2 separate regions of the Mus musculus genome follow, and region 1 is linked to region 2. A link is a contact called in ENCODE Hi-C or POLR2A ChIA-PET data. All regions are on one chromosome and are shown on one strand. The core of a region is the stretch at or near the end of the contact, and the rest is flanking DNA. Distances in the headings are between cores, read along the strand shown.

Region 1 (6,555 bases), core at 2,027-4,526, 60 kb before region 2:
GATAATACGACCAAACTAGTGTGAGTTGCCAAAAAGGATTCTTTGGTTAGAAAAGTATTTGCTACAAATTACGATTATATAAGTGAATAAATTGATCATGGTGTCCTTTAGCATACAACTTGTTTTGTTTTAGTATTGAGGAGTGATGTGCTTTAGACTGGGTTTTCTCCCTAGACACCTTGTCAGCACAATATTAGAAGCTGTGAAAAACCACAGGTTTAGATCTTTCCATATCATAATATTATTTGAAAAAGTAATCTGAATCAAATGGAAACAGTATACAGTATCTTAACAGAAAACATAAGAAGCTGACATTTTTACAATGGAAAATGACCACCTACTGCCAATTTCATATAGCTCGACTTATCTTCTTAAACCTGGAATTCCTATTAAGTAGTCACTAGAAGGCAGGTCTCATGGCAGTGGGGGTGTCGCTGCTCTGAGCAGAGCAAGCATTTAGAAAACTAGTTCCTGGCTGGAAATGTAGTCCAGCAGCAGAGCAGGGACATGAGCAAGCGCAAGGCTCTCGGTTCAATCCCCACCCCTGGAAGACACACAGCTGGGAAAACTGGAAGGAGGAGGAAGAGGAGGAGAAGGAAGAAGGGAGGGGAAGGGAGGGAAAGAAGATGACAAAGAGGAAGAAGCCGTCTTCTTGACAGATGGATGTGGCCAAGCAAATAGGAGGGCGTGGTGCAGCTGTAATGTGGCACTGGGGAGGTAGAGGCAGGAAGGTTGTAAATACATTACAATAAATAATCTTCCTTCAGATGTAAGGTGCCTTTCTGTACAAGTTTAGAGTGGGAATAGGAGAAAGTATTATACACATATTATCATCTTGAAATGACAAAAAATGTCTACTCAAAATCTTACGCACGCCTTTAATCCCAGCACTCTGGAGGCAGAGGCAGGCAGCTTTCTGAGTTCTAGGCCAGCCTGGTCTACAGAGTGAGTTCCAGGACAGCCAGGGCTACACAGAGAAACCCTGTCTCGAAAAACAAAACCAAAAAAACAGAGTTTGAAAATGTATGTTCATACTAAAACTTATGCATGAATTTTCACAAATAGTAGTCTTTAGAACAGCCCCAAAGGAGAAACAACCTCGATTTTCCAACAACTGGTAAAATGATAAATAAAATGTGGTATAACTGTGCAATGAAATACTACTCATAAAAAAGACTAAGGTACTAAATACATGGGCTGGCATGGGTGAATCTTGAGAAGAAAGCATGCTAAGTAAAAGCCAGACACACTGAACTCATGGATGGCGTTACCCATTCATATAAAGTGTCTAGAATAGGCAAGTCAACCGAGATAGAAAATACACTAATAAGTCAGGCAGTAGTGGTGCACACCTTTAATCCCAGCACTTGGGAGACAGAGGCAGGCGGATGGATTTCTGTGAGTTTGAGCTCAGCCTGGTCTACAAAGTGAGTTCCAGGACAGCCAAGACTGTTACAGAGAAACCTTGGGGGGGTGGGAGGGAGAGAAAGAAAAGAAAAAGTCAGGGGCTGGAAACAGAAAATGACTATTAATACATATTGGGTTTCAAATGAAAATGCTCTGGAATTAGAACATGGTAACAATGGTTATACAACCTTGCAACTGCAAAAAAAAATATTAAGCACACACTATATTTTAAATAACAATTTTTATCTTAAGTGTACAGGTAATTTGCTTGTATGTATTGTCTATGTACTACTTGTGTGCCTACTGCACAAGGAGGCTAGAAGGTGTCATACCCTCCAGAACTGGAGTTACGACGGTTTATTAGCTACCGTGTGGTGCTGGGAATTGAACAACTAGAGGAGAAGCCCGTAGAAGAGTAGCTACTGTGTCTAACCACTGAGCCGTCTCTCCAGGCCCCAGGAATACACTTGGCAAGGTATATGAACTAAGGATGAAATCCTAAGGCTTCAAACATGGCAGGGAGGTGTTCTGGGGACAAGATGCATCCCCAGTCAATTTATATTTATTTTTAAATAGGAAAAACACCACTATCACCACCACCACCACCTCCAAACCTATGAGATCCTCTTCAAAACAGAGCGAAATACTCAATAAGATAATAGTCAGGTGTTTACAAAAATGTTTCCTTGTGTAATTATAATCCGAGTTGGAACGTTTGGAAATATTAGCAATCCGGCAGCTAACATTAAGAGGATTAACCTGGCTTCCTTGGGGTGAATATCAATTTAATCTACATCAATCAAAAACTACAGTCACATTGAAATAATTATAGCGATGACTTCATGAAAGATTACTAATTAGATTAAGAATCTATTAAGGCTGTCATCATTTAAATTTTTACTTCCGGAAGTACTGAATTGTGCTTTAAGATTTAATGCAAAGGAGAACCACACCTGTAGCTACTTAAAGGCAGAAAGGAGCATGGGATTGGACTAAGATGTATTAGCAATGCAGACATTCAGGACTGGAACACAAAAGGAAGCAGGGCTTGCGAAATTTAACTATCTTCGGTGCAGATAGTTAACTAACAAGAACTAAAATCTCTATATCGTAGAGTAAAATGAATATGAAATACAACAAAATCGCACACACACGCACAAGTCTGTAACAACAGAGTTATAGACAGAGTAAAAAAATACAACCCTTAGCAACCAGATTGGTTTTGCTTGTTTTGTTTTGAGCCAAGAAAGAATACCGAAACGGCTTTAAATCCCTTTAGAGTAGCCTCAATCACACCGTAGTTACGTTTCGTGCATGCGTGGACAAGGACCCTGTGGCCTGGGGATTCCGTGTGACTCACACAGCTACAGTAATCTCTCTTCATTTTAACCACTCCAGACCAGAGGGTAGTCTTTTTCCGAATCCTCTGAATCGGAAGGTGCTAGTAATAAGCACTTCTGAAAAAAGTCCACTCTTTCGCTGGACCAAGCATCGGGTACTGTTTTCCACCAGACATTTAATCAAACCTGGCAGCAGAACACAGTAGGAAGAGAACTCAGACCTTCTCATCAGCCTCCAGGCGCCCTTGGACCCTCTCTGAGTAGCAGCACAACAGCTCCCTCCTGACCTCTGACTCTCCTCCCGGAACCAACACCCCACAGGGGCCCTGAAGCAGGCGTATCTCCGAGCACACCCAAAATGGTCTAGGATCACCCCATTGCCTCCACGATCTTGAGACCCTTCTCTCCGCACGCCCCCGCCCCTCTCCAGGCAACGTCGGTGCTGTTCCTTTAACTCGGCTTGCTCTGGGTGGTGAGCCCTGCCCGGTCCTCCCGCCTCCTTCTCCGTCGCTCCCTCCCCCTCCCATCGGAGTTTCAGGTGAATGGGTCACCGAGGGAGGAGGCTGGCCACGCCACACCTCGTCGCTAGTGCCCACCTCCCGGCCCCTCTTTCCTTAGGCGACAGCGGTGGAGTTGCGGGAGAGCGGTCCAGCGCACGGAGCAACCGGCTAGGGGCTCGGCAGGTGGGTCCCAGCGCACAGCCCCGGGCGGGTTCGGCCAGAAATTGGTGCGCATGCCCGGGGGTAGGGGGTGGGGGAAGCGGAGGACGGTCCTCCTGGCTCAGTTGAACTGTGGATTGGCAGCGCGGGCGGCGGCAGGTGCACCGGCCAGGTGAGCACCTTGGGATTCCGGCCGCCAAGGTGGGTGCGAGGCAGGTGCGGTGCCCGGGGTCCCCCAGGGTGACGCGCCGGGGCTGGGAGGCGAGGCGCGGGGAGGGCACGCGGAGCCAGTTTCGGTGGCAGTTTCGCCCTGGACTCGGCTCTCACGGAAACCAGAGAAGCGCGTGTGCCTGAGCGCAGCGCGGGAGGATCTGGGGGGCTCCCTTTCTCTCTCGGAGTCGCGGGCGAAACCTTGTCCACCAGAAATGCCCGAGCTACTTTCTACTTTTGCCGAGGCGGGAGCGTCGGGGGCGGATCCAGCGCTCAACTGGGCGCTGGAGATCTGTGGGTTACTCGGGGTCTCTAGTTAGGGCTGGTGCTGGGCGACGCAGGGCGATAAAGATCCCTGTGGCCCTTCTGGTTTCCGCTCTTTTGGGTAATTCATCCCAGGAGGGAGGCCGGGGGTCCTCTGCAGCGTCCCCAGAGTCGTGGAGTGTATTATTCTGGCTGTTTGGAACAGGGGGCGGTGCGTGCGTCCTTGTTGATTTCAGCTTTTGGTGTTCTTTTCGAGTGAGGCTGGATTTCGAGGGAAGCTGCTCACGCGGTGGATTCTCATCCGTGACCGCGGGCCGGGGACCTGCCCCGGGGCAGGGCCTGCTCTGCTGCCCTGCTCTGGCCTGGCGGCTCCCGAGCGCAAAGCTGCGGTGGGGCGCACGGTCTCGGGGACCCGCAGCCTGTATAGGCGGTCCACTTTGCAGACCTCCTGGGCAAAGTCGGCCCCGCGAGTCTAGCGGCGAGTGGCCTTGCATCAGAGGAAGTATGCGGGGACAAATGGGTGGGGACCAAAATGGCCTCTGCATCTTGGCGCTGGAACAACTCTGAGCCCCTTTCGACCCAGGTGGAGTAACCGGGGTTCCAGCGGGAGCGGAGGTATCCTCGGGCCTGCCCGGGGCTCACCGGGCAAACTGCCACTAGGGGAATTACCTGGGGCGGGGAGAAGGCAGCTTTCCAGGCAGGTTAGCAATGCGTGGCTTTCATATACAACAGGTGTGTTGTTGGGATCACCGGAAAAGAGGAATGCCTCTCAGTAATGCGCTTTCTGGTGACGCTTTCAGTGGTTCGTGCGTTGTTCAACTACATATCCCTGAGTATAACTGTAGTTCCTTTGCGCCGTATGTATAAATCTTAAATTTCCACTGTTGGTGGTTTTCTTTTCTTTTTTCGTTTGGATTTATCTTAGTTGTTAGTGCTTTCTTTGTTAGGCAATGGAATGGCGAGGTTGGCCAGATAGACTTAAGTAGGGAGTGGGCACAGTCCACATTCCAGCAGCTTCCAGGCAACTTAGAAAGTATGAGCATCTTTGTGAAAGGTAAATCCTACCAGAACTCTATTTTAAAGGTTGGGGAAGGGGGGGGGGTAGGCTAAGGTTGGAATCTCAGCAAAGCTTCAAAAATCTACAGAAGGCAGGATACAGAAAACTTAAGCAAACTCACAAGGAGTAGTTAACTGTAGAGAATTTCAGAGAAAATAACTACTATAGCGAGCCGAGGCAATTATCAAACCAGCCCATTGTACCACTTCCACCTTTAAAATAGAAATGACTAAGTATCATTTACACATTGAACAGTTTTACACATTGGGGAATACAATTTAGGGCTCAGCTCTAAGGACCTTAAAGCTGAGCTGTGTACTCCCAACCCCCAAGCAAACTTGTATTTTTGTTTTTTAGTCTTTCTTGGCTATTGAATTTTGGAGCACCTTGGCTTTGTTTATTTGTTTTCTTTTGTTTTTGTTTTATTCCCTGAGGTACTTGTGTCTTGTAGTTTGGGACAGGGTCGTTTATTCTGCTTTTCTAAGAAGTTAGAAGGAATGCCTCTGCTGTTGACTTTCCTCCTCCTATCTGGGAATGTAGCAAGCACAGACTTTGGCTGACCTCAATTTGATACATTTACTATTCATTTGTGTAGTTTAAGATCTCCACTGCCAGACTAAGTCGCAAGTTATTAGCATCATGGAGCATCAACCTTATTAACCCAGCATGTAACGCTAAGGACCAGTAGAGTGACCAGGGAAGGTGATGTTCAAGACATTTATGAGTGTTTGTGGAGCTCTCTTGTTCCCCCTGGGGTCAGGTATGGAAGAAAACTCCTGAGTGGTCTGGAGAGCATCCCTGAGACTATGTTTGAACTGTGAACTGAACTTGGGGATGTGCCTGGCAACATCAAGATGCTCACTGGGGGCGGAGCATAGTGTTTCAGAACTTGGGAGGCAGAGGATCTCACAGATGGATCTCTGTGAGTTCAAGGTCAGCTTGGTCTACAAAATGAGTTCCAAAAAATCTAGAGCTATATAATGAGATCCCTGTCTCAAAAAGGAAAGTGAAGGGCTGGAGAGATGGCTCAGCAGTAGTTAAGAGCACTGACTGCTCTTCTGAAGGTCCTGAGTTCAAATCTCAGCAACCACATGGTGGCTCACAACTATCCATAATGAGACCTGACCCCCCTCTCCTGGGGTGTCTGAAGACAGCTACAGTGTACTTATGTATAATAAATAAATCTTTAAAAAAGAAAATGAAAAGTTAAATTTTGGAGGTTGGAGAGATGGCTCAGTGGTTAAGAATATATGCTGCTCTTCTATAGGACCTGGGTTCAATTCCCAGCAATCATGTCCAGCAGCTCACAACTGCCTGTAACTGGGAGATGGCTTAGTGGGTAAAGCACTCGCCAGCAGGCCTGATGGCTTGATGCATCCCACGTGGAGGGAAGAGAACACCACATACAGTGAGACATGAGTGCAAATTAACACAAATAAAAAGGTCCTCTTTAGAAGCTGGGATGTAGCTTAGTGGTAGAGTGCTTGGTTAGCATGCATAAAGTCCTAGGTTCAATCTCATTTTGGTGGGGTGGGAGAAGGGGGGAGGGGGGATCCTACCTGGGTTTCTAGAGAGAGACTTTTTTTTTTCGAGACAAGGTTTCTCTGTATAGTCCTGG
Region 2 (6,233 bases), core at 329-2,828:
CACACACACACCACACTCAGGGAGGGAGAGGGAAAGAGAGAGGAATAGAGAGGGACTTACACGAGGTCTTATAATACAGCCCAGGCCAGTCTTGGGCTTGTAATCCTGCTTCAATCTCCCTAGTTCTGGTATAATCGGTATGTACCACCACACCCAGGTTTTATTCAATTCTTTCTTTACGGTTGTTCTTAGTTTCACAGCTTGAAAAGGTATTTCACTAGGTAAGATAATTTTATTGTTACTTTATATGTGATTGGAATATTAGTCATAGTTATACTGAGACTACCATGATTTCTGTGCACATTTTGTTTTGCTTTGGTACCCTGTTAACAAAGTTTTAATAAAAACCCCCTGTTCCAGCAGTCCTAGCAGACTTGTCTGGCCACGCGTCTCAGTTTGCCAAAGAGACACGTAATGATGAATGACAGAGAAAAGGGTTTTATTAAGGTGGCCATGATGAGAAAAACAGATAAAGGGGTTTGCATATACCAAGTCTGTCTTCGAGGGGCTGAGATGAACTTTGACATTTTATAGAAAAGGGAAATGGGAGGGGCTTGTGGTGTGCATAGATGACAGAGCCTGTGGTCTGGTCAGGTGATCTGGTCAAGGCATGGGTCTGATCACTTATGCCAACAAAGGCCTTGTTTCGCAAGGGTTTCTGGAGACCTTGCTAGTGATGTCATTACTCCGAGGCAGACTGTTTATGGCGAGGTAGTTACCCCAGCGCCAGCTTTCAGCCTCCCCACCATACGTAGTTGCCCTCATGTGGGAGGTGATCTGTCCTGCCAGGCTTGCTCTTTGCTTGGGAGTAGTCTCGGTTCCACGTCATAAGGATGTTTACAGATCAGTCTTGCCATTCCTTGTGTTCAAGAGAACTACAGAAGAGAGTGAGTGACTTAGCAGGAAAATTGTTTTTTAAAAAAAAAAGTCAGAGAATGGTGCCCTTCGTCTTCCTAGCTCAGTCTTAGTTTCTAAGACTATTTTACAGAGCCAAAGTTATGAGTGGGAAAAGTTCGAATGTGTCTTACTTCTATTCACAAATATGCTTAGATGTATTTTTATTTTATTGGGGGAATCCTCTTATTTTTGGGTTAAAGAGCATGCTTGGCGCTCGTGGGGGTGGGGCGGCAGGTGGGGCTATGGCTATGCAGTTAAGAGCACTTGTTGCTATTCCAGAGGGTCCGGATTTGATTTCCATCATCCACATGGCAGATAGCAAACATCTGTAACTTCAGTTCCAGGGGATCAGATGCCATCTTCCGTCCCCTGCCCCAACTAGGCACGAACATGGTGCACAGACATGCACGCAGGCAAAAACATCCAGATACTAAACAAAACCCAACAAAACAAAACCCACGGACAAAAAAAAACCTCCCTAAACGCATGTATAACGTATCCAGAACTTGTAGTTTTAGCTGTTTGGTCTATAGAAATGCACCCCACAGCAGAAATATTGGTGAACTGGAAGGCAGTTACGCTCTTGGGCACCACTTGCTCCCTAGCTCCCTCTTCTGGCAGCAGCTGCCCTCTGCCGCCGGAACATTTTTTTTTTCCCGTGGCTCCAGCGCGCTGCGGAAGAATTTTGGCGGCGCACTCAGACTGCCGGTACTTCCGGTGAGGGTCGTCTCGTCGAGGCTGGTGGGTCTACGCGAGGAGACCTGCGGGGTCCTGAGGCTGTGGAGGGCTGGAGTGAGGCGGACAGGAGAAGAAGCCTGGAGCTGAGGACCGAGGTGCAAAGCCCGGGTTGGCCTCGGGGGGGACCTGGAGGGCGGAGGGGGTGGGGGCGTGTGCAGGGAGCGCGGCAGCTTCCGCCTGAGGAAAGTTCTCGCTGCAGGGCTGCCGTTTGCCGTGAGTCTGTGTGGCCCGAAGCGAGTTTGCAGCCCCGAGCTGTCCCTCTCTGAACACGGGGGACAGTAAATCACCCTTGACCTCGGGCCAGGCAGGGTAAGGCGAGGCAGAGCCTCCGCAGTGGCCATGCGCGCTGCGGCTCGCGGGTGCACGCGAGGAGCTCACCGTGAGCATCTCCCGGGGCGGCTGGGTGTGATGACGGAAAGTCTAAGAAACGGGTGATCTGGCTGCGGCGTGGGGACTTCTAACTTCTCCCCGGTTGGATTCTCCATCATAAAGAGGCCCCGTATACCCAGCCAAAAAGTGTGCGGCGTTTACTCGTTGCTTCTCATTTTCTCTGAATTTAAGAGAGTAATAGAAGAGTAAAATATAAAGCAAATGTTGATGCGGTGGAGCAACATTTAAAAAGCTTAAAAGTAATATTATGCGAACTGTGTGTGCACACGCACACACGTGTGCTGGGATCACAGGTGTATTCCACTCTGCTCATCCTGAACAGAAATTTTATTTATTTTTAATTAATTAATTAATTAATTTGGAGATGGTTTCTCTGTGTAGTGTTGGCAGTCCTGGAACTCACTTTGTAGACTAGGGTGGCCTTGAACTTTAGAGATCTGCCTGCTTCTGCCTTCCGAGTGCTGGGACTAAAGGTGTGCTCCACCACAGCCAGGCTCATAGTTTTGTTATTTTTTAAAATTATTATTTTTTTTTTATTTACAGTTCCAATGTTATCCCCTTTCCTGGTTTCCCCTCCGAAAACCCCCTATTTCCTACCCCTTCCCCTGTTCACCAACCCACCCACTCCTGCTTCCTGGCCCTGACATTCCCCTATACTGGGGCTTAGAGTCTTCACACGACCAAGGGCCTCTCCTCCCATTGATGACAAACTAGGCCATCCTATGCAGCTAGAGCCATGAGTCCCACCATGTGTACTCTTTGGTTGGTGGTTTAGTCCCTGGGAGCTCTGGGGGTACTGGTTAGTTCATATTGTTGTTCCTCCTAGGGGGCTTGCACACCCCTTCAGCTCCTTGGGTACTTTCTCTAGCTCCTTCATTGAGGACCCTGTGCTCTGTCCAATGGATGGCTGTGAGCATCCACTTCTGTATTTGGCAGGCACTGGCAGAGCCTCTCAGGAGGCAGCTATATCAGGCTCCTGTCAGCAAGCTCTTGTTGGCATCTGCAATAGTATCTTGGTTTGGTGACTGTATATGGGATGGATCCCCAGGTGGGGCAGTTTCTGGATGGTCATTCCTTCAGTCTCTGCTCCGAACTTTGTCTCTTTAACTCCTCCCATGGGTATTTTGTTCCCTCTTCTAAGGGCTCATCCTTTTAATTTTTTTACTTTTTTGGTTTTCGAGACAGAGTTTCTCTGTGTAACAGAGCCCTGGTTGTCCTAGACTCTGTTAGTAGACCAGACTGGGCTCGAGATCCACCTGCCTCTGCCCTCCTGTTTCTGAGTAAAAAAGCCAGTCCTGCTTCTACAGATACCTGTCTTTTATCTTTTATTTCCGAGTCACCTCCCATCAGTTCCACCATGTCCAGGCAGAACTTTACTTTTATGTTCACAGTGGTGTTTGAGGGGCTTGAGTCTCATTGTGTAGCCCAGTCTGGGCTTGAAGAGGGAAGGGTGCATCAGCATGAGAGGCTCAGGGAATAACGTTCTGGCTTTAGTTCCCTGTCTGCGGTTTCAGATAGGAACTGTCTGGGCTGACAGCTATTCTTGCACATGGAGGATAGGATGCTGAGTAAGCATTTGCCAGTCTGAGGTATTTTTACCTTTTAAAGACAAACGATCAAGTTTTCTGAGGCAAATGATGACTCCGTGGGAAATATACAGAATTTAATTAATAACGTTATATTGTAGCAGGTTTCATAAAAAGCCCCTTAGGACTAGTCTCTAATCTTCTGACTTTTTTTTTTTCTTTGAGAGAGGGTTACTTTGTGTGTAGCCTTGGCTGTCCCGGAACTTGCTCTGGAGCTCACTCTAGAGCTCGCTCTGTAGACCATGCTGGCTTGTGCCACCACTGCCCAACTGAGAATTTTGTATTTTCATAGAATAGTTACTGAATACACTGCAAGAATAAAATGACCTTGCATTCTGATATTTTAAACTTTGTCCCTAACTGTTAAGTAATTAGGTTAATTGGTGATCTATTTTTTTTTTTTTTTTACAGAGTTGAATAAGCATATATATCATTATAAGCACCATGGATGAAGAACCTGAGAGAACCAAGCGGTGGGAAGGAGGCTATGAGAGAACCTGGTAAGTTAGATGTAATTGGCCGTGCTGTAGATACTGTCTCTTTCTCTTTAACTTCAGTTTTATTAAAGTGTGTTTCATGTGTATTAAAATTCAATATATCTCAGTTGACAACCCAGTGAAATTCTTTTGAAAAATATTTACTGTTTTGTATAACTCTTGCCATAAACTACTTTTAGAACAGTAAATGAGGGCAGTAAGTGCCTTTATACTCATTCCGTCCCCACCACCTGTACACACTGTCATGACCTACAGATCACCTTTCCTGCCCATTTGATGTAAATTTCACAGCTCCTTCATGTTGAATGTGCTCCTTTGTAATTGCTGGAGAATATCTCTATACTCTTATGCTACATTTTGTGCATTCATTCAGCATTTGAGATGTTTTCATCAACTTCCAGTTTTTTGTTATTATGGATTGTGCTGCTGCGAACATACATATACAGATCTTTGTATGTTTTACTTTTTATTGGATTAGTATTTTTAGCTTATTTCAAACTAATAAATATTGCTTTCAGGGAAATTCTTAAAGAAGATGAAACTGGATCACTTAAAGCTACAATAGAAGATATTCTCTTCAAGGCAAAGAGGAAAAGGTATGAGCTGCTTTTGAGAAAGAGTTACAAAAGGAAAAGAGGTTCTCGAAGCCTTTCTGTCCCTCTGTGACCGTCCTTCATATTTCTTTTTAACTGTGTGCTTAGGGAAGCTTACCACAATTGTCTGACTAGGGGTAAAGAGCTAGCAAGTAGCCCTTGCCCCCAAGAAAAGTGGTCTCCAGAGACTACCCATGATGCCTTTAGTTTTATGTATTTCAAAAGTTAATAATTAATGAAAAAGACACAGATTGTTTTATTGAGTTTTGGTAGCTGTGATGTTCAATTAACTGTTTTTTTATAATTTTAACAGAGTGTTTGAGCACCATGGACAAGTCCGACTTGGAATGGTATGTTAGGAATTTTTCTGTTAGTTTGTGCAGAACTAGTTTGGATCAGAGAAATATTCTGACTTGACAGAATAAACAGTGAAACAACAACCTTTTAAACGAATAGATTTAAAACTTATGCCTAGAATATTTGAATAGTAAGTAATAATTTTGCTTCTTCCTCAAAAATGTACTTGGACATTTCTCCTTGTTTTTGGTAGATGCGCCACCTGTATGTGGTGGTGGATGGATCGAGAACAATGGAAGATCAGGATTTAAAGCCCAATAGACTGACTTGCACTTTAAAGGTATAGTAGACTCCCTAAGTTTGTGCTAAATGTAGGGAAAGGGTATATACATATGTATAAGTAAAAATATATATTATATAACAGTTTAAGAGTACAGGAAATTTTGTTTTGCTTTTTTTTCCAATTAGTAACAAATGTTAACTGAGTAGAAATGTTGGTCCCGTGTTCTGCCTCTCTGCTGGTTGTATCTGGACACAGCTGATACACAGATAAATCAGCTCAAGGAGGGTTGGGCAAAGTCTGGGGCGGGGAGTCCGGAATCTGGGTCTCCCTTTGGGGCATCAGAGCAAGGCTAGGAGGGGAAATCAGGGCCTGGGACAAGCAAGATTCCAGGCTGGTTGGGAGTGAGTGCAGAGTGCAGAGTGCTGAGTGCTGAGTGCAGAGGGGTGGGAGTCTTAGTGTGGGCGACGTTCTTCCCTGTGGTGCAGCTGCTCCGTGAAACGGCTTGCTTGTTCATGGTGTTTCATTGGGGGTGGATTGGCTGCATAGGCTTTGTTCTGGGTGATCCAGGGATTGTATAATTTTGGGGATGGTGGTGAGAGTCTCCAGGAAGGGGCATCTCATTGGCTGAAGGCAAAGGATGCTGAGGTGCCTCTAGCATGGAGAGGTGTTCTAGGTGCCGTGCTGTGTGACTGGGTGCCTGTGGTCACCTCAGCTAGGGGTCGTGGTTACGTGTTCCAGAGCAGGCATTAGAGGCCCCGGGGCGGGGTGGGGGAGCAGCCCCAGTCCTGCTCTGAGATTCCAGGGGTTTGAGCACGCCTCACTTTTTCTTATGCTGGGCTGGAGGCACTGTCCACAGACTTTACACCAGATCATTTCTAAAGTGACTTTTTATTCCAAGAACTAGTCTATAAATATGTGTTGAATTAATCCTCCAATAATTCAAACAAACAAA

Evidence for each region. A loop is a pair of places that touch in the nucleus more often than their neighbours do. ChIA-PET counts read pairs that join two places held with the same protein, here RNA polymerase II (POLR2A).
Region 1: a loop to region 2 is called in a map of Patski, with 1.9 times the contacts of the local background. The contact joins the promoter of Ocln here to the promoter of Gtf2h2 in region 2. A Hi-C loop is called at or near these places in 3 of 37 maps with a recorded cell type or tissue (Patski, T-helper 1 cell and left cerebral cortex). POLR2A ChIA-PET finds 5 or more read pairs at or near these places in 3 of 5 experiments (Patski and embryonic stem cell).

Annotation. Positions count from the first base shown.
Region 1 is chr13:100,549,439-100,555,993 of GRCm38, reverse strand. It overlaps Ocln (occludin), which reads left to right and starts at 3,276. Exons shown (of 9, transcript NM_001360536.1): 1 at 3,276-3,430.
Region 2 is chr13:100,487,954-100,494,186 of GRCm38, reverse strand. It overlaps Gtf2h2 (general transcription factor II H, polypeptide 2), which reads left to right and starts at 1,578. Exons shown (of 16, transcript NM_022011.4): 1 at 1,578-1,730; 2 at 4,023-4,111; 3 at 4,627-4,704; 4 at 5,015-5,051; 5 at 5,252-5,338. The coding sequence starts at 4,056.